Regions from separate parts of the Homo sapiens genome. Here region 1 is linked to region 2. A link is an interaction called in ENCODE POLR2A ChIA-PET data of the cell type or tissue named here. Cell type or tissue: Panc1. All regions are shown on one strand. Each heading gives the region's core, and the rest is flanking DNA. Links, peaks and the distances in the headings are about the cores only.

Region 1 (15,997 bases), core at 3,480-11,479, 110 kb before region 2:
CTCTGATGAGAGTTTTTTTAACTAAATAAATGGAAAGGGATTTCATATTCATGGTTAGGAAGACTCCATATTGTCAAGGTGTTAGTTCTTCCCAACTTGATCTTCAGATTCAACATATTCCCAATCAAAACTACAGCAAGGCTGGGCACAGTGGCTCATGCTTGTAATCCCAGCACTTTGGGAGGCTGAGGCAAGAGGATGACTGGAGCTCAGGGATTCAAGATCAGCCTGGGCAGCATGGAAATACCCCATCTCTACAAAAATATAAAAATTAGCCAAGTGTGGTGGTGCATGCCTGTGTTCCCAACTACTCGGGAAGCTGAGATGGGAGGATCTCTTGAGCCCAGGAGGTTGAAGCTGAAGTGAGCCATGATCACACCACTGCACTCCAGCCTGGGTGACAGAGTGAGTCCCTGTCAAAAAAAAAAATCCAGAAAGTTATTTTGTGGATATTGTGATTCCACCAATTGTGATTCTAAAGTTCATATGGAAAAGCAAAAGACCCAGAATAGCCAATTCAATATTGAAGAAGAGCAAAGTCAAAGGACATTCCCTACCTGACTTCAAGACTCACTATAAAGTTGCAGTAATTGACATAGTATGGTATTGGCAAAAGAACAGATAAATCGATCAATGAAAGAGATAGAGAGCCCACATAAATAGACCCACATAAATTTGATCAATTGATCTTTAACAAAGGAGCAAAGGCAATATAATGAAGAAAAGATAATCCTTTCAATGAATGATGCTGGAACAACTAGATATCCAGAAGCAAAAAGATGAATCTAGACACAGACCTTATACCCTCAACAAAAATTAACTCAAAATGGATGTAAAATGACTAAATGTAAAATGCAAAACTATAAAATTCCCAGAAGAAAACATGGGAGATAATCTAAATGATCTTGAATTTGACAATGACTTTTTTTTTTTTAAGACTGGTTCTTTCTTGAGTGGCTTTTTTTTTTTATACTTTAAGTTTTAGGGTACATGTGCACAATGTGCAGGTTAGTTACATATGTATACATGTGCCATGCTGGTGTGCTGCACCCATTAACTCGTCATTTAGCATTAGGCATATCTCCTAATGCTAGCCCTCCCCCCTTCCCCCACCCCACAACAGTCCCCAAAGTGTGATGTTCCCCTTCCTGTGTCCATGTGTTCTCATTGTGACTTTTTAGATACAACATGAAGGCACAATTCATGAAAGAAAGAATTGATAAACTAGCTGGACCTCATTAAAACTAAACATGTTGCTGTGCAAAAGACATTACCAAGAGAATAAAAAGACAAGCCACTAACTGTGAAAGAAATATTTGCAAAAGACATATCTGGTTAAGGATTGTTATCCAAAATATACAAAGAGCTCTTAAAACTCAACTATAAGAAAACAAACACCTGATTTTAAAATAGGCAGAAGACATGAATAGACACCTCATCAAAATATACAGACGATAAGTAAGAAAATGAAAAGATGCTCCCCATCATATGTCATCAGGAAAGGACAAATTAATGGGTACAAAATTACAGTTAGACAGGAAGTATAAATTTTAGTGTTCTATTACACAGTAAGGTGACTATAGCAAATAATAATATCACATATATTTGAAGATAGCCAGAAGAGATTTTTAATGTTGTTATCACTAAGAAATGTATCCCAGAACTTTAAATTAAATTAAATTATTGATGTTTGCATTTATGCATAAAATTCTATGCATTTATGCACCTGCCTGTATTAGGTACTCAGCACATATTTTTTCAATGAATGTACGAATAAATAAAGAATATATAATGTTGAGAGAAAAAAATGATAAATGTTTAAAATAATATAAATTATAATTAATCCAATTTGATTATTACACTACAGATACATGTGTCAAAACATCACATTGTACCCCATAAATACGTATTAGGTTGGTGCAAAAATAATTGCAGTTTTTGCCATTGACAGTAATGGTAAAAACTGCAATTACTTTTGCACCTACCTTATACAATTATTACATGTCAATTATAAATTTAAAAATGAAATTTAAAAACTGAGATACCACCATACAGCTATTGGAATGACCAAAATCCCAAACACTGTCAACACCAAATACTGGCGAGGATTTGAAGCAACAAACACTCTCAAACATTGCTGGTGGGAATGTGAAATTGCATAGCTTCTTTGGAATATCGTCTGGTAGTTTGTCACAAAACAAAACATATTCTTTCATACCATATGATCCAAGAATTGTGCTCCTTGGTATTTACCTAAAAGAGTCAAAAATGTACTTCTGCACAAAAACCTAAACATAGATGTTTATAGCAGCTTTATTCATAAGTGCCAAAACTTAAAAGCAACCAAGATGCCTTTTGGTAGGTGAGTGGATAAATAAACTATGATACATCCAGGTAATGGAATATTATTCAGAGTTAAAAATAAATTAGCTATTAAGCCATTAAAAGACATGGAGGAAACTTAAATGCATGTTACTAAGTGAAGAAGGTCAATCTGAAAGATTACAAGCTATATGATTCCAACTCTATAACATCCTGGAAAAGCCAAAACTATAGAGACAGTACCATTGGTTGTGAGGGGATAGAGGGGAGGGAAAGATAGGGAGAGCACAGAGCATTTTTAGAGCAGTGAAACTACTCTGTAGGATAAAATAATTGTGAATATATATCATCATAAATATGTCCAAATCCATAGAATGTACATCAAGTGTAAACCCTAATGTAAACTATGGTTCCATTAATAATAACCTATCAATGTAGGCTTATCAATTGTAACAAATGTCCCACTCTGGTGCAAGTGGTTGACAGTCGAGGAGGCTGTGCATGTATAAAAGCAGATGGCATATGGGTAGTTTCTGTATCTTCCCTTCAATTTTGCTTTGAACCTAAATCTTCTCCAAAAAATAATCTATTAAAAGATTTAACTAATAAAGAAGCATAGACCAAAATATGTCTTCATACTGTAAAATTCTGGAAGAAAGTGTAAGAGAAAATTTTGCGATTAGGTTAGACAAATATTTCATAGATATAATACCTAAAGTAAAATTGCTAATTTCATAAATTTTATTTTATCCAAATTTAATACTTCTGCTTTTCAAAAGATGTTGTTAAAATAATGAAAATACAAGCCACAAACTGGCAGAAAACATTTGCAAATACTGTACCTGATAAATTACTTGTATTTCATATTCACTTGTTTAAAACCCTCAAAATTCATCAAGATGGACTAAAGACTTAAATGTTAGACCTAAAACCATAAAAACCCTAGAAGAAAACCTAGGCAATACCATTCAGGACATAGGCATGGTCAAGGACTTCATGTCTAAAACACCAAAACCAATGACAACAAAAGACAAAATTGACAAATGGGATCTAATTAAACTAAAGAGCTTCTGCACAGCAAAAGAAACTACCATCAGAGTGAACAGGCAACCTACAGAATGGGAGAAAATGTTTGCAATCTACTCATCTGACAAAAGGCTAATAGCCAGAATCTACAAAGAACTCAAACAAATTTACAAGAAAGAAACAACCCCATCAAAAATTGGGCAAAGGATATGAACAGACACTTCTCAAAAGAAGACATTTATGCAGCCAAAAGACACGAAAAAATGCTCATCATCACTGGCCATCAGAGAAATGCAAATCAAAACCACAATGAGATACTACCTCACACCAGTTAGAGTGGCAATCATTAAAGTCAGGAAACAACAGGTGCTGGAGAGGACGTGGAGAAATAGGAACACTTTTACACTGTTGGTGGAACTGTAAACTAGTTCAACCATTGTGGAAGTCAGTGTGGCAATTCCTCAGGGATCTAGAACTAGAAATACCATTTGACCCAGCCATCCCATTACAGGATTATAAATCATGCTGCTATAAAGACACATGCACACATATGTTTACTATGGCACTATTCACAATAGCAAAGACTTGGAACCAACCCAAATGTCCATCAATGATAGACTGGATTAAGAAAATGTGTCACATATACACCATGGAATACTATGCAGACATAAAAAAGGATGAGTTCATGTCCTTTGTAGGGACATGGATGAAGCTGGAAACCATCATTCTCAGCAAACTATTGCAAGGACAAAAAACCAAACACTGCATGTTCTCACTCATAGGTGGGAATTGAACAATGAGAACACTTGGACACAGGAAGGGGAATATCACACACAGGGGCCTGTCATGGGGTGGGAGGAGGAGGGAGGGATAGCATTAGGAGAGATACCTAATGTAAATGACAAGTTAATGGGTGCAGCACACCAACATGGTGCATGTATACATATGTAACAAACCTGTACGTTGTGCACGTGTGCCCTAGAACTTAAAGTATAGTTAAAAAAAAAAAAGAAAAAGAAAAAAAAATAAAACCCTCAAAACTCAACAATAAGAAAACTACCCAATGAGAAAATAAGCAAAAGATTTTAACAACACTTCAGCAACGAGGATACAGGCATGACCAACAAGCAGATAAAATGATATTTGACATCATTAGTAATTTAAGAAATGATTAATAAGTTAAATACGAATGGATTAAAACTACAATATTATATCACCTCAGATATATTAGGACAACTAAGGTTAAATGATCAGCCATACAAAATGTGGATGAGAATATGGAGAAAATGAAACTCTCAAATGCTGCTGGTAGGTATGCAAAGTGATAGAAACACTTTGGAAAACAGTTTGTCAGTTTTATAAAAAGTAAAATATTCAACTACCATATGAGCTAGCCATTCTATCCCTGGGTAATTACTTAAAAGATATGAAAGCCTATAGTCATAGATAGACTTGCACATGAATGTTCATAGCAGCTTTATTTATCATTACCCAAACCTGGAAACAACTCAAATGTCCATCAACAGGAGAATGGAAAAACAAAAACTGGTACATTCATTTAATGGAACAGTACTCAGCAGTAAAAAGAAATGGGCCACTGATGCATACAACAACATGGATGACTTTCAAAATAAGTATGCTGGAGAAAGAAGTAAGACCCAAAACAAATAAATAAATGAGAAAGAGTGCATATTCTGTTGCTCCTTTTATATAAAATTCTAGAAAATCCAAACAACCTATAGTCATAGAAAGCAGATGAGTGGTTGCCTGGGAAATGGGGATGGGTGAAGGAGGAACACGGGGAATGGAGTGCAAGGGACAGGAGGAAACCTTCGGGGTTATGGTTGTCTTCATTACATTGATTGTGGTGATTGTTCCATGGGTGTAGATATGTGTCAAAACTTATCAAATTGCATACTTTAAGTATGTACAGTTTGTTATATATCAATAAAGTTGTTAAAAATAAATATAAGAGAGATGGAGAACAATTAAAATTGATAGTAAGCATGTGAGCAAAAGAAGCCTGACATGATATGACTATTTTTGTCATTCTTTTGAAAACAAACTATGCAGAGATAAAGATAAAAGTAAAGATGTAATTTAAGTGGTTAATGCAATAAACTAGGCATAATATAATCGTTGCTTGTATCCAGATGATAAAAGTGTAGTGGACAGAAGTAATCAAATTCTGGACATATTTCAGAATAGCATCCACAAATTTTGCTCATGGATTAGATGTATAATGTGAGAGAAAAAGATGACTCAAAAATGACCCCAAGGTTTTTGGCCTTAACAATGGAAATAATTTAACTGATAAAACTATGAGAATAAATAAGAAATAAGTCCAAACACTGAATCCTAGGACATATCAACACAAACAGTTTGAAAAGAAGAGGAGAATCAACAAAAAAGACTGAGAAGGATTAGCAAATATGGTGCGAGAAAAAACAGTAGAGTATGGCATTCTGAAAGAAGAGTTGAGTTGAAAATGTGTTTCAAGAAAGGAATAATAAGAAAGGAGTGGCAAGTGATAAGAAGATTAAGAGAAATGAGGACTGAGAATTGACCAATCTAAATATGCAAGCAACTCAAATAGTTTTACCAGATAAATTGTATTTAGCACTTAGATGTCAGGCCTTGTGCTATGTCCTGGAGGATACAAAAAGCATATAACAGGAAAGGCCCCGGAAATTGGAGATTGGCGCTTTCAACAGGTAGAGAAAGGAAGATCAATACAGAGCTATCCTGGACCTCAAATTGTTCAAGAATGCTTAAAATAATAAAAAAGAAATAAGGAAAGACTCAAAGGCAGATAGGTGCAAACCCAAGACATAAATACACACAAAAAATAGCAAATTTAGTGACAGCAATTTATTTATTTATTTTTATTTTTATTTATTTATTTTTTTTGAGGTGGAGTCTCTCTTTGTCGCCCAGGCTCGAGTGCAGTGGCACGAGCTCACTGCAAGCTCCGCCTCCCGGGTTCACGCCATTCTCCTGCCTCAGCCTCCGGCGCAGCTGGGACTACAGCCACCCGCCACCACGCCCAGCTAATTTTTTGTATTTTTAATAGAAACGGGGTTTCACCGTGTTAGCCAGGATGGTCTCAATCTCCTGACCTCGTGATCCCCCTGCCTCGGCCTCCCAAAGTGCTGGGATTACAGGCGTGAGCCACCGCGCCCAGCCATGACAGCAATTTTCATAAAAACTTGAGAACATGGCAGGGATGCACAGAGAAGCAAAGTGGAATTTCATTCATTCATACCCTCAGAAAGCACTTATTAAGCACATAATAGATGCTGAAAACTAAAGATATAAATCTATGCCTGGGCTCTGGCATGTCATATTCACATACTTACCTTTCTTATATTTTCTTATTTTGTTCTTTAAATCAATTCACTTAAAAAAATTACCTTTTTAACTTCTTATATCATTGACAGAAACTAAAACCAGTTACCCTTGCCAGCATACAAAATACAAATTCTAGTAATGTATACCAGAAAATAAATTCCTTAATGGAACTACTTACGATTGATTGATAGTGACTGTTAACCAAAATGTCCCTTATTTGGGGATATGAGTCTATGTCAATAGGATTATTTACTTTTTTAGATTCACTGCTAATAAGTACGAAGAAACATCAAATACTGGGGGTATATGGGAGAAGAAAGTGTAAAAGATACTTGTCTTTCTTCTCTGAATAGTTGAATCCTGAGAATTAATTCCTAAACAAATGCTGTGGCATTGCTCAATAAATTTTGTGTCAAGAAACCATCTAAAGCAATCCCAGAATTGTTCTTCTTCTGAATATGTTAAATAATTTGGAACTATACAAAAAGTAGTGGGAAAGTGTTTCTTATTCATTCACAGCTATATAAAATTTCATTTGAAAAAATATTAAGATGGGTGTTTATCAAGTCTTTCAAGTGTCTTCATGGAATTTAAAATACTTTCAGTGAAGATTCTAGATGGCTATATAGCCAGGATGTTCAGATGACCAAACAGTTTTCAGCATTTGTTGGTTGTCTGAATGGAAAAATAAGGTTTGGGGCCTTATTTCCAGTGCCCTGGCTATGTGATGTCTGAACACAATAATAATAATGGCTATCATTTATTGACTATTAACTATGTATCAGGCACTATTAATGGTGCTTTACATATAACATCTTGTTTAATTCTCACAATAATAATATTATATGAATCTTACTATTAACCCAACTTTACAGTTAGAGCAAATTGCTTTCAGAGGAGTGAAGTGATTTTTCTGAGATCACACAGCTAGTATGTTGTAAAGCCATGACTTGGGCAAAAATCTGCTTCCAGACTCTCTCTTAAGCCCCAGAATGGCTGTCTGGGAATTGGAGGCTGCAGTTCTTCCTGTCTTCCTAGGGCATTTGGTTGCAGATTTTAAGCACCTGATCTTGGATGTGTATCTCACCATTCTCTTTAGGCATTTGGGTATTCTGGCCCTCAGGAACATCCTGAGGATTCTCCTGATCAGAAATCCCAAGTGCAGCCTAAGAGAAGAGAAGTATATAAGAAGAGAGTGATGGGAGAGGTTGCCATCGGCACTGATGGTCTGTAGCAAGAAAAAGAAAATCACCAACATAGTAGTCGCCTCACTCCATCACACACTTATCCCTCTCTCATTCATGTTCTTTCCCTTCCTCTTTCTCCAAAGGGCTCCCCATGTCACGTCTGCTTGTCTTTCTAGCCATGTCTACCTCTTCTCCAGATTTTGTACCAATTTAAGGAATCCTTAGTCCTGCCAGGCCTCAAGTAGTAAAAAAACTGATCATACTCACCTGGGCCCAGTGGAGGCGGCAGTGAGCTATGGTTTTACCATGGCAACTGTAGCCTGGATGACAGAATAAGACTGGTCTCAAAAAAAAAAAAAAAAAAAAAAAAAAAAGAGGAAGAAGAAAAATGACTAAATAAAAATCCCTCTGTAACTAAAAAAAAATAAAAAAAATAAAAAAACTGATCATACTTAGGCAATAATGTACCAAGAGAAGCTGTCTGTCAACATAAAAGAGTTCTATGTGTGGAGTTTAAAAATATGATAGCTGATTGTGGTGTTCATTTCACAATGTATACGTATATCAAAACATCAAGTTGTACACCTTAAATACATAAGTTTTCTATTTGTCAATTATACCTCAATCAAGGTGAAAAAATATATTAAGATATTTTAAATGATACACTTTTAATGAGAAGAATCTAAGAAGCCACATTTTTAAAAGTATTTTAATACTTATTAAAGAACATTTAATAATCCTTAATGATAGATTAACATAGAAGTCAAAGGAAAAGGAAAAAAAAGCCAAAAAGACCTGGCAGAAGTTTTCAGTTAAGTGTCCTGGGGACGGGAAGGTTTGGTGGTGGGTAGAGTTGATGCATTGATATGTGTGCTTTAACATGTTTTATAAAACAACATCATTATTTGTATTTTGAGATTTTATCCACAAAGTTCAGAAATTGCTTTATGTTTTATTTTGAAGGGGAAAAAAACCTCAAATTTGTTAAGATTTGATTTTTTTAGCTACTGATTTTGATTACTCTTGCCTTGTGACTTTATGATGTCTTTGCTTATATGTAAACAGCCAATCTGGGTTGCGTTTGAGCAAAACCTCCTACCTACAGCCTTCCCTGCTTAGCCCAACTCTGTTCTTACATATCTAACAAAACTTTCTTTGGGAAACTTTTTCTTGAAGTTTGAAAGTATGTATACTCTAACATGAATCTAACATAAAATACAAATATGAAAATTAACGCCGATAAGAATCTTTGTATCTACACAATACGCTTTAAGAGTCTGAAAGCATGTTGTCAATATTAGTCAAATTTTTTGGTAACAGTTGCATTGAGTTAAAGTTCATATACCATGCAATTTACACACATAAAGTATATAATTCAGTGGTTTTTAGTATATTCACATAGATTATCATACAATCAATTTTAGAACATTTTTGTCACCTCAAAAAGAAACTCTTGAAAAGATGCTTTTAGCTATCACCTTTCAATCTTCCTATCTACCACCAAGCCCCACCCCAGCCCTAAGCAACCACTAATCTACTTTCTATATTCATATATTTGCCTCTTCTGGACATTTTGTGTAAATGGAGTCATATAATATGAGGTCTTTTGTGTCTGGTTTCTTCAAATTAGTATAACGTTTTCAAGAATTATTCACACTGTAGCATGTATTACTACTTCATTCTTTTTCATGGCCCAATAAAATTCCATTGTATTGATATAACACATTTTGTTTTTTCATCATCAGATGATGTACATTTGGGTTGTTTCTCCCTTTAGGCTATTATGAATCATGCTGCTATGAATATTCATGTACAATTTTTTGCATGAATATATGCTTTCATTTTGCTTTGATATATACCTAGGAGTGGAATTATTGGGTAATATGACAACTCTGTTTAACTTTTTGAAAAACTCCCAGCCTGTTTCCCAAAGTGACTGCATCATTTTACATTTCCACCAGGAGCATATGACGGCTATTTTTCAACATCCTTGCCAACATTTGTTATTAGCAGACATTTTGATTATAGCCATTCTAGTGAATATGAAGTGCTATTTCATTGGGGTTTTGATTTCATGTATAATGCCTTAATTATTTAAGTCAGTAATAATATTATTAATAATAATTTAATTTATTAGTCTCTGATGAGTAATGATGTTACGTGTATCATTGCATATTGTGCATACTGGCCATTTGCATATCTTCTTTGGAGAAACGTCTATCTAAATCCTTTGCACACTTGCAATTGGGCTGTTGTATTTTCATTATTGAGTTGCAAAAGTTCTTTATATATTCTAGATAAAAGTCTCTTATCAGACATATGATTTGCCAACTTTTTTTCTCACTAAATTGGTTGTCTTTTCACTTTCATGATAGTGTCTTTTGATGCACAAAAATTTTTCACATTTTCTTTTTTTGCTTATATTTTCGTATTTTAGTTTTCTGTTGTCGCATGCATACATGTTATAATTGTTCTCTCTTCCTGATAGCTTGACCATTTAATCATTATTAAATGCCCCTCCTTATCATTAGTCACATTTTTAATTTTAAAGCGTATTTTGTCTGACATTTGTATAGCCACTCCAATTTCCCTTTTTTTTTTTTTTCTTTTTTGAGATGGAGTCTCTCTCTGTTGCCCATGCTGGAGTGCAGTGGCATAATCTTGGCTCACTGCAACCTTCACCTCCCCGATCCAAGCAATTCTCCTGCCTCAGCCTCCCAAGTAGCTGGGAATACAGGCATGCGCCACCACATCCAGCTAATTTTTGGTAGTTTAGTAGAGACGGCGTTTTACCATGTTGGCCAGACTGGTCTCGAACTCCTGACCTCAAATGATCTACCCACCTAGGCCTGCCAAAGTGCTGGGATTACAGACGTGACCCACCACGCCCGGCCCCAACTTTTTATTGTTCAGTTTTTGCTACTAAGAAAAGATTCACTTTGGATACTAAATACATTGAGTTTGGCTTACAAGCTTACTCATCATTTATTGTCTCCCTAAACAACAAAAGTTGACCTTTTATGAGATCTTTAATGCTTTTGTGGAACTTGTGAAATAAAAAATGCCGATTCTTTGGCCCACAGAACAATGAAGTTAGAATCTCAAATAATGGAGTTTAGGTACATGAATATCACCAAACTCTTCAAATGATTCTTATTTCTACTGATATTTGATGGCAATTGTGCTGAAGATTTAATTACACAAGTACAAGAGTCTTTATTATGGAAGTTTTGTTTGTGAGGGTTACACTTTGTAATTTTCTGTTTGGGATCAGTTAATTAATCCCCCTTCCAGATTATAAATTCCCTTCAGGAACAAACCTACATTTAGCAATTAAAGAATACGAATATTCTCTGCACACAAGTACTCAAGAGTGATGAACAAGAGGTAAACAGCATTCCAAGCAGAGGCCAATTAGAAATATGAAACAGCTAGCTTGATTGGAGCACTGTAATCAGTTAGATCATAAGAAGTGGGATATGGACAAAATATACTATTGTAGAGATATTTAGGGCCTGGTCACTTTGTAACAAGCAAAAGCATTTAGATGATATACTGTAAATAGTACCTTTTAGAAGGGGTACTTTACTGACGGATTGGAGGCCTAAGTTCCTAAATATTCCATAGAATATTAGACAAGGGTATGAATATAGACAGGACTGAAGTATAGAAAAGAAGATAGATCATAAGAACGTTAAGGCATAAAATTAAACTAATTACATTGAAGATAAAACAAGAGGGAGTTTACTACCATGAATCCAAAGTTTTTTAAAATGACTTGGATATTGACAGATTCATTAACTAAAATTTACAAAGAAAAGAGCTAAGGCACCCAAAGACTAAGCTTAACAATGTGTGTCGTTTCACATTTGGATTCCGAAATAAGGAACTGCAACTAATGTCTCTGATCCAGCTGCTGGCCCAAAATCAGACTGATTGATTTATTATTTTTATTTTTAAAAGTACTATGCAAATTTTGGCATTTTTCTTTTGTGTGTAATAGTTATCCATTGCTGTGAAACAAATTCCCCTAAAACTTGGTAGCTTAAGACAATAATAAATATTTTGAATCTCACGGAATTTCTCTGGGTTAGGAATTGAGAAGCAGCTGAGTTGAGTGGTTCTGCCTTAGAGACTCTAATGATGTTGAATTCAAAATGCTGCCTGGGGCTATAGGTTTTGGACTCGGGCTGGACAATCTTCTTCCAAAGTGGCTCATTCCCATGACCAAAAAGTTGATGCTGGTTGACGATGGGAGGATGTGATTACTTGCTATGTGAGTCTCTCCATAAGACTGCTTAATTGTCCTCACAGGATGTTTGCTGGACTCCTCTAGAATGTGTATGATCTGAGAGAGAGAACCAGGCAGAAGCTCTATCCTTCAATGGCCTAGACTCAGAAGTCACATGGAACCAAGTAATCCCCAGGTGTTGAGGGAAAGACCTGCTGGGCGGTGATTGAATCATGGGGGCAATTTCCCTCATGCTGTTCTCATGACAGCAAGTGAGTTCTCATGAGATCTGATGGTTTAAAAGTATGACACTTCCTTATCCCAGTCCCGCTCTCTCCTGCCACCATGTAAGACATGCCTTGTTTCCCCTCCGCCTTGTGCCATCATCATAAGTTTCCTGAGGTCACCCAGCCATTAGAAATTTTGAGTCAATTAAACCTCTTTCTTTATAAATTACCCAGTCTCAAGTATGTTTTTGTAGCAGCGTGAGAATGGACTAATACAACAGGCATACCTCCAAGACAGTGTGAGTTCAGTTCCAGACCACAACAATAAAGCAAATACTGCAATAATGTGAGTCACACAAATTTTTTTGGTTTCCCAGTGCATACAAAAGTTATGCTCTCGTACTGTAGTCTATTAAGAGGGGAATAGCATTATGACCAAGAAATCAACACACATACCTTAATCTAAAAATTTTCTTTAAAAAAGTCAACAAAGTGAAAAAGTGAGCCCATGCTGTTAGAAAACATGGCACTGGTAGACTTATTCCATGCAAGGTTGCCACAAACCTTCAATTTGTAAAAACTGCAATATCTGTGGAGTGCAATAAAACAAGGTATGCCTGTATATAACTCAGATGACTCTAAGAATACTTATTTGAATTATAGACAAAAAGAGATGGAAGATACATGTGAAGATGCATGTAGTAATCTAAACATAAGTGACCAGGATTTGCAGCTGATTTGGTGACAAAAAAATGAAGCAGAAAAAGATCTCTGCAAAATATTATACACAGAATCACCAAACCCTCACTCTTTTTTGAAGCCTTTCCATACTAACCTCAACTTTGTATGATTTCTTCAATGATTCCATCACATATCATGTCTTAAAGTTGAACTTTACACATTTATTTCATTGTGTATCTATTAGTTTTTGCTGCTGACTTAGTGACTTAAAACAAAAACAGATTTTTATTTCTTACATGTCTGTCGGTGATCTGGCAGTTCTGGTATGGAGTAACTTTGTCAAGGACTTGATGGTCTGGTTTGTACTCACTCTAATGCCTGAGGTTCTGGCCAGGATGGCTGAAGTGTTTCAGCCTGTCTTTACATGTGGAATTTCATCCTCTCGGGTGAAAGCTAGCTTTCAGCTTCCTGAAAGCTCTCACTTGGAGCTCTCAGGGTTCCCAGCAGTGAGAGAGCATGAGTCTCAATGTAAAAAGACTTTTCAAGGCTCTACTTGAGTTATGTTTGCTAATGTCCCATTGGCCAAAGCAAGGTGCATGGACAAGCCCAGAGTCAGTTGGGGTAGAAATAAAGTCCACTACAAGAGAACCAGCAAAGTCACATTGCAAAGAGATGTACATACAGGAATGGGGGGAGTTCTAACAGTCTACCACACCAGTGTTTCTTAATATTGTTTATTTGTGCACATTTTCTTGATGTTTGGCACTCTAGAGTTAAGGAAATGTCTGCAGCAATCAACAATGTGACAGAAACACCGTAGTCAGTGGGAATTCAAGAAATGTTCCTTGATTTGGTAACCCCCGCAAGTTTGCCTTGAGTTTTCTATTAAGATACAAATTTATTCTCTTCTGGCAGCACCCTTTAATATATGTCTCTTCTTCATCATACACCAAGCCAGCAAGAGAGATAATAATGGGCTTTCTTGGTTATTTTCCATCAAGTGATCCACACTTCTTGGATTCATTTACTACTTAAATTAATCAGTCCTCAAGTTTTCTCTCTTGTGGGTTTAATGCATAACATGTATGTCCATTTTTACTTTCTGATGGTATAATAATACTAGCAAGCACACACAGACACTAGTCATTTAAATGTTTTGTAGCTTATTAGTGAGATTGTACTTGGTTCCTTTAAGAATTTTCACTGTTACCTTTTTCCCTTTTGCTTCCAGCTTGTTTTGGCTAACAGAATTACCCACAGCTGCTTCAGGTTGGTCATTCTTTCTGGGAGAAAAACTATATGGAATGCTGACAAAAGGTGCTCATATTTGACCAGGTTTCTTAGGTTAAATGAATTTGACCTGCGGGCACCTGATGTTGGGGCACCAGCCTACAGATGTGTTTGCAAGAACTGGAAAACAGCCTCTCTAATAAGGACTAGTGGGCGATGATGGAAACTTTTACTTCCATATAAGAATCTTCTTGGTGGATGTGAAAGCACAGGTTAGTAAGCCTGGAAACTGCTAGTGTTTAAATTCTCACTTGAGTAGGGTGAAAGCAAGTCTAGGATCCATTAGCCCTCATATTATCACAACATTGGGCATGTTATTCTGTCAACCAATGAGCAAGGGATAGAACTGTTATTGTCCGGAAAGCCGCCAGTAATGAATTTTTGCACTTTTTAAAGAAGCACTTGGAGGAACTGAAGAATATCCAGAGAAAAGCAATTAGGGGGAAAAAAATGGATCCTGGGAGTTTGCAGAGGAGTTAAGGCTACTTAACCTAGAGGGGAAAATAAGTCTGAGAGGTTTCTACATTAATGAATTTAAATTATAAAGAAGGTGTTGAGCTGCCACTCTCCAACTCCATATATCACTGAACTAAAGAAAAAAAATAATCTTGACTGGCAACAAGAGACATATCAGTGAAATGTAACCCCAAAATTCTTGACTCTAAGGATTGCTAAACAGTGAATGGTAGCAAATCTACTTAGTAAGTAATAAAGAATAAAACCACTGGGCTTTTATACCATATAATTCAGCTTCAAGGGTGGTAGCTAGACTCTATTTCTTTATTTATTGGCCACAATTATTGAACCTCTACGATGTGTCACTGTGTGTGTCAGAAAAAAAGACGGCATGGGCCACTTCCTCAGGCTCCTCCCCAGGCCTAGGACATCTTCTGCACCCGTGATTTATTTTTTATTTTTTATTTTTATTTATTTATTTATTTTGAGATGGAGTCTTGCTCTGTCGCCCAGGCTGGAGTGCAGTGGCGCTCGGCTTGCTGCAAGCTCCGCCTCCTGGGTAAGCGCCATTCTCCTGCCTCAGCCTCCCGAGTAGCTGGGACTACAGGCGCCTGCCACCATGCCGGGCTAATTTTTTTGTATTTTTAGTAGAGACGGAGTTTCACCATGTTAGCCAGGATGGTCTCGATCTCCTGACCTCGTGATCTGCCCACCTTGGCCTCCCAAAGTGCTGGGATTATAGGCGTGAGCCACCGCACCCGGCCGCACCCATGATTTCTACTCACCTGTGTTAAACATTTCTCTGACTTCTTGGTTAGAATACAATATTAGGAACATATGCCTACATATTTTTTCTTTCTTTCTTTGTTTTGTGACGGAGTCTCACTCTGTCGCCCAGCTGGAGTGCAGTCGCACAAACTCGGCTCACTGCAACCCCTGCCTCCCGGGTTCTAGCGATTCTCCTGCCTTAGCCTCCCAAGTAGCTGGGACTACTAAGTAATCAAACAAAAACTTGCACATCAATGTTCACAACAGCACTATTGATGAACCAAAAGGTAGAAACAATCTACAGGTCTATCATCTGATGAATGGAAAAACAAAATATGTTATATCAGTACAATGGAATATTATTCATCCATAAAAAAGCAATAAAGTACTGAAACATGCTACAATATGGATGATTCTTGAAAACATTATAAGTGAAAGTAACCAAACACAAAGATCAT
Region 2 (14,886 bases), core at 6,617-14,616:
CTTCTGAACTATGTCCTGTGTGGAAGCATTGCCTATGCAAAGAAAAATTTAAAAAATTTTAAAATTTAATTACTGAAGGGACTGATAAAGACTACTTGGTTGTCTTTTTTTCTCTGTATGTTTGCTTTTGTTTGTATTTGCTTGTTGGACTTTCTAACACACATAAAGGCTAGGAGTAGTGAGTTAGAACCATCCTTTCCAAGAATAATTAAAAGCATTGAAGTCAGCACCAAGAATGATGTAATATTTTGCACCGAAATTGCTAAATTCAATCAGTGAACATAATTGTAGAAAAAGTTGACTCAGAGCTAACCACTATGTAAATGGTTGATTATAGTAGTTATTCTCAGTGGAACTGGCAAGTGTGTGTATTAAATTGTGGCTGGTTGGTGCATGGTAGAGAGAAGTTTTTTCTAAACATACACAAGCATAAACTTACACACACACATGCACACACACATGACATATGCACACACATATAGGCCTTGAGAGTCTGAAATTCATCTTACTCAGCCAATGAGAATCACTGATTTACAATAGGTGTGCGCCAAATCTGAATGCCATATAGAAGCTAAATATAAATACTAATTAAATAATTCTATAGTTTATTTACATATAAAATAAAAATCTGATTCAGTGATTTTTAGATTTGGCATTTCGCTGATTATTTTCTATTCCACAATACATTTACAAACACTCTTTTTTACTCTGCTTTTTGGCACTAATAGTTGGTGGAAGACATTATCTTCTAACTGTTGTCAGTCACAGATTAAGAAAGGTTTATGTAAGCAAATTTGTAAATGGAAGAAAAGACTCTGCCTAGTTAAGCAATGGCAGGGTGTCTCACCAGTGAGATCGGTTATCGTGAGAAGGAAATGTCCTCTGAGATATTTTGTGTTCATATATTTGTAACAGGAAGGGGAAAAACAGAATTGACTGAAATCACTTATGCTTCCAAAAAATAAGCATCATTTCTCTCTGGAGTGGATGGCCTTTTGTTTAGTAAGACACCTTGACAGGCCACTTGAGTTTCAATGCTGAAGCCCCCCAGAGCTTAGTTTAAACAAGGAGAGAGAAACAAACACCTATCTGAATTGCTCTACATTACAAAAATGAAAGGAGTGGAGGGAGTGTTTAGGAGCAGCCTGAAACGGGAGGAGAGTCCTGACAGAAACAAACAGGGACTATCAACCTGGAGGTCAGAAAAAGACCTGCGGAAAAGGTGAGGAGCATGAAATTCTTTACAGCCAGATTTTCAGTTAACTCTGTTAACACACACATCCTTGAATAACAATACTTCCAGAAAATAAGGGCTAGATGATCAAGGCCCAGAGAAAAGATGAGGTGAACCTCAAGAAGGCAGCAGAGTATAGGCATCTGAGGGTGTGGACGTAGCTAGCCACCTTTCTCTTTGATTGCACTACAGAAAGTTAACTTTTGGTGGGTTTACAGGGGTATAACAGGAGAATGGAAAAAACTAACATCTGGGTATAATACATGCTATAATTACCAATAATATTTCACTACAGTCACCTACCTAAAAAAAGGCAAATTGCCTCTTCCATTCTCCATCTCTTTGATCATCAGTAAAAACCAATATAAAAAAGTTTTTATGCATATTTGAATGCTCTAGATGCACTAAAGCAAAAATCAGTCTTTGAAGACCCCATCTGGGTAGTAGTTTGATTCTGGAATTTTGTTTTGCATGAATATGTAGATCACAAATGGGTTTCTTTAATTACCACCTGTATCACTTTTTTAATGGTTTTATAAAAATCATCATATTTAAAATTACACCAGGTTATTACTTCTGTTTAGGTAAATAAACCTGGTGTCTAAACCTAACAGTCTTACCTAATATTTTAAATTAATTTTTTTTAATGCCCATTATGCATCTCATATTATTCTCATGAAACATTTCATCAAAAGGGAAGATAAGACCAAGGGCATACCAGTCTAGTGGCAGTGACAGATACTAGATATTAGAGAGGCATATAGAAAATCTCTTTCATTGCAAACATTCTGAATGACATCCAAATCAAGATAAATATCAGATGGATCTGAATTTTTTTAAAAGGGCTGCAATCCATTAAGTGAACAGAAATGTTTTTCTGCAGTAGCTAAAAAGAGAGAGAGAGAAAAAGAAATATAGAACAACAAGGATAAAGAATAATCTAATAAGACAGGTTAGAAATTCTCGAGCTCAATATTTTATTACAAGCAAAATTAGTTTTTCTCCCTACTTAATAGAAATATTAATTGAAAAATCTCTCCAACAACAAACTATAGCTAAACAATTTCCAATTACCCATATTCATAAAGAGAGGCTCAAGGGTGTGATGTAATACAGAGATCGTTTACCTTTGCCTCATTATTAATTTCTAATTAAGATTTTGCATGGCCAGCCTAACCTGTTTATGTTCTTTGAGTATACCTCATCCAAAGGCCAAGAAATTATTAGGAGTATAATTTGTATTGTATATATTTTTGTTTTTGTATATATTTTTAGATTTTTCAAGTACCTTTTATTGAAGTATAACATTAAAAATGCCCAAATCATAATATACAGCTTCAAGAGTATTCACAGACTAAATTAAACTATTAACTTTAAACCAGGTCAAAAATAGAGTATTTCTTGCACCCCATCTTGTCTCCTGAATGTCCCAAGCCCCCACCACAATTCCCTGTTTCTGATGGTCACCTCTATTCTTTCTTTTTTTTGAGAGGGACAGAGTCTCGCTCTGCCACCCAGGTTGGAGGGCAGCGGCGCAATCTCGGGCTTACTAAAACCCCCGCCTCCCGGATTCAAACAATTCTCCTTGCCCCAGCCTCCCAAGTAGCTGGGATTATAGACACCTACAGCCATTCCTGGCTAATTTTTTTTTTTTTTAATTTTTAGTAGAGACAGGGTTTTGCCATGTTGGCCAGCCTGGATCAAACTCCTGATCTCAGGTCATCCGCCTGTCTCAGCCTCCCAAAGTGCTGAGATTACAGGAATGAGCCACTGCACCTTGCCACAAGTTGACCACCATTCTGACTTTAAATACTACATTAGTTTATATATATATATATATATATATATATATATATATATGTTAATCATATATTTCTAATTATTGGCATATATTGGTGTATAGAAATGTACTGATTTTTGTATGTTAATTATATATTTTATACATGTTAATTATATATTTATATATATTTTTATATATATAAATATATATATATTTTTTTGAGACATAGTCTCACTCTGTTGCCCAGCCTGGAGTGCAGCGGTGTGATCTTGGCTCACTGCCACCTCCACCTCCCTGGTTCAAGCGATTCTCCTGCCTCAACCTCCTGAGTAGCTGGGACTACAGGTGTGCACCACCACACCTGGCTAATTTTTGTATTTTTAAGTGGAGATGGGGTTTCACCATATTGGCCAGGCTGGTCTCGAACTCCTGACCTTGTGATCCACCTGCCTCAGCCTCCCAAAGTACTGTGATTACAGACATGAGCCACTGCGACCAGCCAGTTTTTTTATATTTTTGAACTTCATAGAAATGGAACCAGACAGTGTACACTCTTGTGTCTGGTTTTTTTGACTCGGTGGTGTGTTTTTAAGACTTATTCACATTGTTGCATGTAGTTGTTGTGTATTCACTCTCATTATTGTACAATGTTAATATATCATAATTAATTCATCCATTCTATAATTCACAGGTTGTTGGGTAGTTTAACCATTGTGCTATTAGGAAAAATGTTGCCACGAACACTCGTATGTCTTTTTATAAACTGATTTAAACATATCTTTGGCCATACGCCTAGGACTGGAATTATTTGGGTCATATATTCAACTTTAATAGATATTGACACAGAATTTCCCAAAATGGTCAGACCACTTTACATCCTCACCATCAGTGTATGACAGCTCTGGATACATTGCATCCTTTTTGATACTTGTTGTTGGATCTGGATTTTTCTTTCTTTCTTTTTAAATTTGGCTATTCTGCTGGTGCGTTGTGGTATATCACCGCATTTGTTTTTAACTGTTATTTTAGGTTCATGGGTACATGTGCAGGTTTGTTATATAGGTAAATTCATGTCACAAGGATTTGGTGTACAGATTATTTAGTCACCCAGATACTAAGCAGAATGCCTGATAGTTTTTATCAGCATTTTATAGATTCTCTCCTTCCTGTCACCCTCCACCCTCAAGTAGGCCCTGGTATCTGTTGTTCCCTTCTCTGTGTCCATATGTTCCCATTATTTAGCTTCCACTAATAAGTGAGAACATGCAGTATTTGTTTTTCTGTTCCTGCATTAGCTTGCTAAGGATAATGGCCCCCAGCACCATCCATGTTCCTGAAAAGGACATGATCTCTATTTTTTTTAGGGCTGCATCGTATTCCATGGTGTATATGTAAGATGTTTTCTTTATTTCTTTATCCAGTCTACTATTGAGGGGCATTTAGGCTGATTCCATATCTTTGCTATTGTGATAGTGCTGCAATGAACATTTGTGTGCATGTGTCTTTATGGTAGCGTGATCTATGTTCCTTTGGGTATATACTTAGTAATGGGATTGCTGGGTCAAATTGTAGTCCTGTTTTAAGTTCTTTGAGGAATCACTACACTGCTTTCCAAATGGTTGAACTAATTTGCACTCCCACCAATGTATTTAAGCCTTTCCTTTTCCTCAGGACCTCACCGACATCTGTTATTTTTTGACTTTTTAATAATAACCATTCTGACTTGTGTGAGATGGTGTCTCATGGTTTTGATTTGCATTTCTCTAATGATTAGTGATACTGAACATTTTTCATATGCTGTTGGCCATATGTATGTGTTTTTTTGAAGTGTCTTTTCATGTCCTTTGTCCACTTTATAATGGGATTGTTTGGTTTTTGCTTGTAAAATTAAGTTTCTTTTAGATTTATTTTAGATTAGTTATTAGACCTTTGTCAGAGGTATAGTTTGCAAATATTTTCTCCCTTTCTACAGGTTGCCTGTGTACTCTGTTGATAGTTTCCTTTGCTGTGTAGAAGGTCTTTAGTTTAATTAGATCCCATTTGTCAGTTTTAGTTTTGGTTGCAATCACTTTTGGTGTATTCATCATACAGTCTTTGCCAGGACCTATATCCAGAATGGTATTTCCTGGGTTGTCTTCAAGGGTTTTTATAGTTTTACATTTTATATTTAAGTCTTTAATCCATCTTGAGTTGATTTTTGTATATGGTGTAAGGAAGGGGTTCAGTTTCAATCTTCTGCATATGGCTAGCCAGTTTTCCCAGCACCATTTATTAAATATGGAGTCCTTTCCCTATTACTTATTTTTGTCAGCTTTGTGAAAGATCAGAGGGTTGTAGGTGTGCAGCATTATTTCTAGGCTCTCTATTCTGTTGCATAGGTCTTTGTGTCTGTTTTTGTACCAGTATCATGCTGTTTTGGTTACTGTACCCTGTAGTATTGTTTGAAGTCAGGTAGTATGATGCCTCCAGCTGTTCTTTTTACTTAAGATTTTCTTGGCTATGCGGGCTCTTTTGTGGTTCTATATGAATTTTAAACTAGATTTCTCTAGTTCTGTGAAGAATGTCATTGGTAGTTAGATAAAAATAAGATAGAATCTATACATTGCATTGGGCAGTATGTCCATTTTAACAATAATTGATTCTTCCTATACATGCGTATGGAATGTTGTTCCATTTGATTGTGTTATCTCTGATTTCTTTGAGCAGTGCTTTGTAATTCTCATTGTAGAGATCTTTTGCCTTTCTGATTAGCTATATTCCTAGGTTTTATTTTATTTATTTTATTTTATTATTTGTGGTTATTGTGAATGGGACTGTTTTCTTGATTTGGCTCCAGCTTGGACATTGTTGTTGTATAGAAACGTTAATGATTTTTGTATGTTAATTTTGTATCCTGAAACTGCTGAAGTTGTTTATGAAATCTATGAGCTCTTGGGCAGAGATTATGGGGTTTTATAGATACAGAATCATGTCATTTGCCAACAGGGATAGTTTGACATCCCCTCTTCCTATTTGAATGGCTTTTATTTCTTTCTCTTCCCTGATGACTCTGACCAGAATTTCCAGTACTGTGTTGAATAGGAGTGGTGAGAATGGGCATGCTCATACACTGCCAGTTTTTATGGAAATGCTTCCAGCTGTTAGTCATTCAGTATAATATTAGCTGTAGGTTTATCATAGATGGTTATTATTCTCAAATATGTTCCCTGAGGAACATTTTGAGGGTTATTGAGGGTTTAAGGTTTTAAACATGAAGGGATGCTAAATTTTATAGAAAGCCTTTTCAGCATCTATTGAGATGATCATATGGTTTTTGTTTTTAGTTTGTGTATGTGATGAATCACATTTATTGATTTGTGTATGTTGAACCAACTTTGCGTCCCAAGGATGAAGCATACTTCATCAAGATGGATTAGCTTTTTGAGGTATTGCTACGTTCAGCTTGCTAGTATTGTGTTGAGGATTTTTGCATCAATATTCATCAAGAATATTGGCCTGAGGTTTTCTTTTTTTATTGTCTCTGCCAGGTTTTGGTATCAGAATGATGCTGGCCTTATAAGATGAGTTAGGAAGGAGTCCCTCCTCCTCAATTTTTTGGAATAATTTCAGTAGGAATGGTACCAGTTCTCCTTTGAACATGATGAATCCTTCTGGTCCTGGGCTTTTTATGGTTGGTGGGCTACTGATTACAGATTCAATTTCAGAGCTTGTTATCGCTCTTTACAAGGATTCAGTTTCTTCCTGGTGCAGTCTTGGAAGGGTGTATGCATCCCAGGAATTTATCCACTTATTCTAGATTTTCTAGTTTGTGTGCATAGAGGGGTTCACAGTAGCCTCTGATGGTTATGTGTATTTCTGTGAGGTCAATGGTCACGCCCCCTTTGTCATTTCTAATTGTGTTTATTTGGGTCATCTCTCTTTTCCATTTATTAGTCTAGCTAGCAGTCTAGTTATCTTGTTAATTGTTTTTTAAAATACAAAGTCCTGGATTTATTGATTTTTTCTATGGATTTTCATGTCTCTCTCCAGATCTGATTTTGGTTATTTCTTGTCTTCAGCTAGTTTGGGAGTTGGTTTGTTCTTCCTTCTCTAGCTCTTCTCATTGTGATGTTACGTTGTTAATTTGAGATCTTTCTAACTTTTTGATACAGGCATTTAGCACTATAAATTTCCCTCTTAAAATGGCCTTAGCTGTGTCCCAGAGATTATGATATATTGTATCTTTGTCCTCATTACTCCAAAAGAACTTCTTGATTTCTGCCTTAATTTCATTATTTATCCAAAAGTCATTCCGGAGCAGGTTGTCTAATTTCTAAATAATTGTGTGGTTTTGAGCAATTTTCTTAGTCTTGATTTCAATTTGTATTGCTCTATGGTCCAAGAGTGTGGTTAGTATGATTTCATTTTTTGAATTTGCTGAGGATAGTTCTATGTCTGATTGTGTGGTAGATTTTAAAACATGTGCCATGTGGCAATGAGAAGAATATAAATTCCATTGTTTGAGGATGAATAGTTCTGTGGAGGTCTGTTAGGTCCATTTGATCAAGTGTTGAGTACAGGTCCTAATTATCTTTGTTAATTTTCTGCCTCAATAATCTGTCTAACACTGTCAATAGGGTGTTGAATTCTCCCACTATTATTGTGTGGGAAGTCTCCCACTATTATTTCATAGGTCTCTAGGAACTCGCTTTATGAATCTGGCTGCTTCTGTGTTAGGTACACATATATTTAGTATAGGTAGGTCTGGTTGTTGAACTCTTTACCATTATGTAATGCCTTTCTTTGTCTTTTTTGATCATTGTTGGTTTAAAGTCTGTTTTGGGCTGGGTGCAGAGGCTCATACCTGTATTCCCAGCACTTTGGGAGGCCAAGGTGGGTGGACCACTTGAGGTCAGGAGTTCAAGACCATCCTGGCCAACATGGTGAAACTTCATCTATACTAAAAATACAAAAAATAGCTGGATATGGTGGCAGGTGCCTGTAGTCCCAGCTACTCAGGAGGCTGAGGCAGGAGAATTGCTTTAACCTGGGAGGCAGAGGTTTCAGTAAGCTGACATTACATCACTGTTCTCCAACCTGGGCAAAAGAGCAAGACTCCATCTCAAAAAACAAAAATAAAAAAATAAAGTCTGTTTTGTCTGAAATTAGGATGCAACCTGTACTTTTTTCTGATTTCCGTTTACTTGGTAGATTTTTTTCTCCATCTCCTTATTTTGAACCCGTGGGTGTCACTGCATATAAGATGGGTCTCTTGATGACAGCATACAGTTGTGTCTCACTTCCATATCTAGCTTGCCACTCTGTGCCATTTAATTGGGGCATTTAGTCCATGTACATTCAAGGCTACTACAGATATGTGTGGATTTGGTCTGTCATCATGTTTTCAGCTGATTATTATGCAGATTTGTTTGTGTAGTTGCTTTATAGTGTCACTAGTCTGTGTACTTAAGTATGGTTTTGTATTTGCTGATAACATTCATTCCTTTCCATACTTAATGTTCCTTTCAGGAGCTGTTGTAAAGCAGGTTTAGTGGTAAAGAATTCCCTTAGCATTTGCTTGTCTAAAAAGGATCTTATTTCACCTTCACTAGTGAAGTTTAGTTTGACTGGACATGAAATGCTTGGTTGAAGTCTTTGTTTTTAAATAATATTGTATATAGGCCCTCAATCTCTTCTGGCTTACAGGGTTTCTGCTGAAAGGTTCACTGTTAACCTAATGGGGTTCCCTTTGTAGATAACCTACCCTTTCTCTCTACCTGCGTTTAACATATTTTCTTTCATTTTGACTTTGGAAAATCTGATGATTATGCATCTTGGTGATGATCTTCTTATATAGTATCTTGCAACGGTTCTCTGCATTTTCTGATTTGAATGTTGGCCTCTCTAGTGATGTTGGAGAAGTTTTCATGGACAATATTCTAAAATATGTTTTCCAAGTTGCTTACTTTCTCCGTCTCTTTCAAGAACACCAGTGATTCACAGATTTGGCCTCTTTGCAGGATCCTGTATTTCTCAGAAGTTTTGTTTGTTCCTTTTCATTCTTTTTTCTTTATTTCTGCCTACCTTATTTCAGAAAGCCTGCCTTCAAGCTCTGAGACTCTTTCCTCAGCTTGGCCTATTCTGTGGTTAATATTTGCAATTTAACATTGCACTTCTAACCTTTATTTTCCTGAAAGTTATTGAGGTCAAATTTGTCTTTTCGATGTTCTCTTTTGTAAAGTATCTATCTTTTACCCATTTTTCGATTATATTTTTCAATCAATAAATTGAAAAATGTCAAAAGACTGAAGCATCAAATCTTTTACCCATTTTTCCATTATATATTTTATCTTTTACATATTGATTTATAGGAGCTCAGTATATGTCAGACATTGGTCTTCTGTTAGATATATTCATTGCAAACATCTACTTTTAAACCATGGCTTGTTTTCTCAATATTTTCTAGATCTGAGATTTTTAAATTTATATTATAATTCCATATACATAACCAATAGTCAATTTTTCCAAGAAAACAAGTAGATAACACCGAGGAAATATGGCTTAGGCATACTGAGAAGACTGCAATAATATTTCTTAGAAACTGTAATACACCATTTAACCTACTGTTTCTCAGTTTTCTCATCTTCAGAGTGTATTTGTTTTGTATAAAATCTCTCATAATGTTAAACTATCTAGAATAGCAAAAAAAGGTAGTAGGAGAGATTAATAAATGCTAACTAATAACAACAAAATGTATAAAAATGGACTAGGGCTGGCCTTTTGAGCTGATACACCTTGATATATTCTTCTACAGAACACTTTTGTAAACTCTGCACAAAGAGAAATTTTGTTAAAATCTATTGCAGGAAACAATTACCCTCAGCATAGGATGGAGTATATAAAACAAAGAGGAAAGAGCTCAGTGAATTATCCATACAAGTCACCCAAACTTCACATTGATTTAAGAACAAATAGTGTCTGGTGAGTGTTTGATTAACCACACTGTCAGCAACATCAACTTAAATGCAAAATATGTAAAGAAAATATAGTACTGAGATGCTGTGGCTGCCACATGGCTGACTGTTACTTGGGAACTCTGAGAGAAGCTCCACACAGGGCTACCATTACATTCTGAAAAGGCATATCATGTCCTGACCAAAAGAAAAGAAAAATCCAGTGAAGCTTACATTGCTGTCAATAAATTAGGCACTAATTGTCAAGGTCCCTGCCCCTGTTGCCCGACGCTGGGAAGAAAACTTAAATTCTGGGCTCACCCCAGGGATGTGGTATGATTCCCAGGAATGCCAACCTAAGATCTGCAGCCAGAACTCAAATGGGAGAGGAGCCCATTCTCTGAGAACACTGACAGGGAGCATGGCTACAAACACAAGAAAATACAGAGGAGCCATGTGACTCAACAAGCATCTACCTACTGGTGATTACACTTAAGTGCCATCTACTGGATCACAGTCCAAACTCCAAAACCAAAAATACTTTGCTAATATACTCCTTCCCATCTCTCCAACTTGTGAAACCAAGGACAAGAATTCAGTGATAAATAAAGACCCTGCACAAAGCCATCGCCCTCTGAAAACATCCAGAAATGAAGACAACTGACTATACTCAAATCAAACCACAGTTAAAGGAACGTCAGCTCACACAGATAAGAAACAACCAGCATGAGAACTCTGGCAACTTAAAAAGCCAGTGTCTTCTTTCCTCCAAATGACCTCACCATTTCCCCCAGCAATTATTCTTAATCATGCTGAAATGACTGAACTAACAGACATAGAATTCAGAATATGGATAGGAATGAAGATCACTGAGATTCATGAGAAAGTCAAAATCTAATTAAAGAAATGTAAGGATTACAATAAATTATACAGCAGCTGAGAGAAAAAAATAGCTATTTTTACAAAGAACCAAACTGATTCAATAGAGCTGAAAAGCACACTACAAGAATTTCCTAACACAACTGCAAGTATTCATAGCAGAATAGACCAAGCTAAAGACAAATTCTCAGAGCTCAAAGATTTGTTCTCTAAACTAACTCAGATAGACAAAAGTAAAGGGAAAAAAAAAAAAAGAACAAATTCTCCAAGAAATATGGGATTATGCAAAAAAAGAGGAATGAACAAATTCTCCAAGAAATATGGGATTATGCAAAAAAAAGAGGAATGAACAAATTCTCCAAGAAATATGGGATTATGCAGAGACCAAATCTGTGACTCATTGACAGTTCCTGTAAAAAATGAAGAGAAAACAAGTAACTTGGAAAACATATTTGAGGATATTATCCATGAATATTTCCCCAACCTCACTGGAGAGGCCAACATTCAAATTCACAAAATGCACATTACTCCTGTGGGATGCTATACAAGACAATCACCCCCAAAACACATAGTAATCAGATTCTCCAACGTTGACATGAAAGAAAAAATGTTAAAGACTTTAGAGAGAAGGGGCAGATTACCTACAAAGGAAAAGCCATCAGGCTAACAGCAAACATTTTAATGGAAATGTTCCAAGCTACAAAAGATTGGGGGCCTATATCCAGCATTTTTAAAGAAAATAAACTCCAACTGAGAATTTCATATCCAGCCAAACTAAGCTTCATCAGTGAAGCTGAAATAAGATCCCTTCCAGACAAGCAAATGCTCATTTGTCACCACAAGAGCTGCCTTACAAGAGGTCCATAAGGGAGTGCTAAATATGAAAATTAAAGATCATTACTGGCTGCCTCAAAAACACACTTAAGTACAAAGGCCATTGTCATTGATGCTATAAAGCAACTACACAAGATATAGCTCTCTCTCTCTCTCTCTCTCTCTCTCCCCCCCCAATATATACATATATATATAGCTATAAAGCAGGTATTATGTTAGCTGCATAATAATCAGCTAACAACATGATGACAGGCTCAAATTCATGAATATCAGTATCAAACTTCAATGTAAATTAGCTAAATGCTCCAATTAAAAGGCACAGAATGGCAAGTTGGATAAAGCAAAACCCAAACTTATGCTGTCTTCAAGAGACCCATCTCACATGCAATGACATCCCTACCTTCTAAGTAAAGGAATAAAGAAAAATCTACCAAGCAAACAACAACAACAACAAAGCAGATAATGCTATCCTAATTTCAGAAGAAACAGACTTTAAACCAACAAGGATCAAAAAAGACAAAGAAGGGCATAATGGTAAAGGGCCTAATTTAACAACATTTTAACTATCTTAAATATATATTCTCCCAATACAGAAGAACCTGGATTTATAAAACAAGTTCTTAGATGCTTACAAAGAGACTCAGATAAACATTTCCATACCATCATACATTTCTCAAGGGCAAGATACTGTCTGTCCCAAGGCTGTGATTACTGTTCACAATTACTAGTTTCTCTTCCTATGGGAGAATTATATCTCCCTGTCCTGTTGGACTCAGATTTGGCCTTGTGACTTACTCTGGCAAATAAAATGTAAGGGGAAGGGACATATGTCACTTCTGGGATAAGTCTTTGAAGGCATGTTCTCTTTTCCCTGCCCTATATTATGGAAATCTGTGTTGGGTTGGAGCTTCCATTAGCCTGGGTCCCTTCTGTTGAGCTGCCATGCTCCACTGGACACGTTGAATGAGTCAGAAATAAACTCTGTTACTGCAAACTGTTAAGATTTAAGTTGTTTATTTCTATAGCAAAACTTCACCCATCCTGATTGATAGTACCCACATACTTTAGAATAAATGTTTCCATCCCACCAAAATTCACATGTTGAAATCCTAACCCCTAAGACACTGGCATTAGGATGTGGGTCATTTGGGAGATGATTAGGTCATGAGGGTGAGCCCACATGAAAAGGATCATACCCTTATAAAATAAATCCCAAAGAACTCCCTTTTCCTTATACCATGTAAGGACACAGTGAAAGGACAGCCATCTGTGAACCAGGAAGAAGCTGGGACCAGACACACAATATAACCATGCCCTGTTATTGAACTTCTTAGCCTCCAGAACTGTGAGAAACAAATTTCTGTTATTCATAAGCCACCTCATATGTGGCATTCCGTTATAGCAGCCTAAATGGACCAAGACCATACAAAACCAAAGAAAAAATGCATGACACAAAATTGTGCTCTATAAAATATCAGGTTTTGTATGGGAGGTGTTTAAAGACAAGGCAGGCTAGAATTGAGAAACATGCAGAAAGAAAGCAGTATCAGCCATCACTGATATTTTCACTCTCTATTCTCCTAACAATCATTACCTTCCTGATAATGAGTATTCTATCCATTACTGGTGGAAAAATTTCAAAGGAAATTTATATGTAATGTGAAAATATAGAAAATATCTGATTGCCAATTTATCTAAAAAAAAGTTTAGAGAAACACACAAAGTAGTGTTTTGAAACTTAAAAAATAACTTTCTTATGAGTAATAGTAAGATAATAATGATGGACAAAGGAATTAATGTTTACTATACAAAGCAAATATTAAGGACTTTCTATGACTAGAGCAAATAATCATTATTCTTACACTGTTTTTGTAAATGAAAAACAGCCATTTACTATAAACAGTGTAAGAATATTTCTCTAGTGTAGTCTAACCAATGTTCACACCAAAACAAACTATAGAATTGATGTAATTTGCTTTGGAGAATTCTAAATGAAATGTAAGACATTCTTTGGAAAAGCAAGTTCTTCTTACTTCGAAATTACCATGACCAACAGTGATCCACTGAGTACAAATCACTCACCAGAACAATAACAAATCAGCCATTTTAATATTGTAGGAAATAGCTTTGTCAGTTACTGCAGCTGAAAGTAAACCAGGATTATTCAGAGAAAAACTTCTTTTGGTGAATTTTTTCCTGTTTCTGCATAAAATGTTTTCCTTCTCTTCTATCAATTTACTTTAAACATATATATGCTTTATCAAACAAAAAATAGGATAATGAAAATTAAAATAGTAAAACAGAAAGATACAAGAAATGAAAGGTAATCCAGGGGCAGAGCAAGGAGGCAAAATAAAAGCCCACACCATTCATCCACCCTGCAGGAACACCAAATTTTGACAACCATCTGCACACAGAAAAGAACCATCACAAAAAGCAAAAATTAGGTGAGCAATGGCAGTACATGGTTTTAACTTCATATCACTGAAAGAGGTACTGAAGAGGGTAGGAGAGTCAGTCAAATTGTTGACACCACTCTTCCCCCCATCCCTCAAATAATGGCCGTGTCATGCAGAGTCTGTGCACTTGGGGAGGGAGAGAGCAGTGACTGGCATACTTTACATTGAATTCACTGCTGCACAGTCACTGCAGAGATCAAAGAAATGCTGGGCTCAGCCAGCACCCATGCATGGAGCAAGCATTTGGACCAGACCTAGCCAGAGGTGAACACTCATCGCAACAGTGAGAACTTGAGTTTTTCAGAAAGCCTCACTACCATGGGCCAAAATGTTCTGGGGTCCTTGTGAAAAGCAGTCTAGGACACAAGGACTGCAACTCCTAGATAACACCTAGGGCTGGGTTGGGCTCAGAGCCAGTGGACGAATCTTGGAGGAACCTTTCAGGCAGAGAACTCACAATAGCTAGTTTGAGGAAACTCGAAGAAATTCAAGATAATGCAGAGAAGGAATTCAGGATTCTATCAGATAAATTTGACAAAGAGATTGAAATAATTAGAAATAATAAAACAGAAAATTCTGGAACTAAAAATTGCAGTGGCATACAGAAGAATGCATCAGTCTTTTAACACATACTTGATTAAGCAGAAGAAAGAATTAATAAACTTGAAAACAGGCTACTTGGAAATACACACAGGAGACAAAAGAAAAAAATAATAGAAAGAAAGCATGGCTACAAGATCCAAAAAATAGCCTCAAAAGGGCAAATCT

Evidence for each region. ChIA-PET counts read pairs that join two places held together with the same protein. Peaks named below come from ENCODE experiments on the same cell type or tissue, not always from the same donor. Only the 100,000 strongest peaks of a DNase experiment are listed, where the experiment ranks them.
Region 1: POLR2A ChIA-PET joins it to region 2 with 7 read pairs; 2 of 35 experiments call an interaction of 5 or more read pairs at or near these places.

What each region holds. Positions count from the first base shown.
Region 1 is chr2:156,102,869-156,118,865 of GRCh38, forward strand. All of the region lies in intron 1 of LINC01876 (long intergenic non-protein coding RNA 1876), which reads right to left. Among named protein-coding and RNA genes, the nearest start is that of LINC01876, 140 kb to the right of the region's middle. In Panc1, for the core only: no CTCF peak of the experiment used is centred there; a DNase peak (open chromatin) is centred at 8,172.
Region 2 is chr2:156,205,407-156,220,292 of GRCh38, forward strand. All of the region lies in intron 1 of LINC01876 (long intergenic non-protein coding RNA 1876), which reads right to left. Among named protein-coding and RNA genes, the nearest start is that of LINC01876, 42 kb to the right of the region's middle. In Panc1, for the core only: no CTCF peak of the experiment used is centred there; no DNase peak of the experiment used is centred there.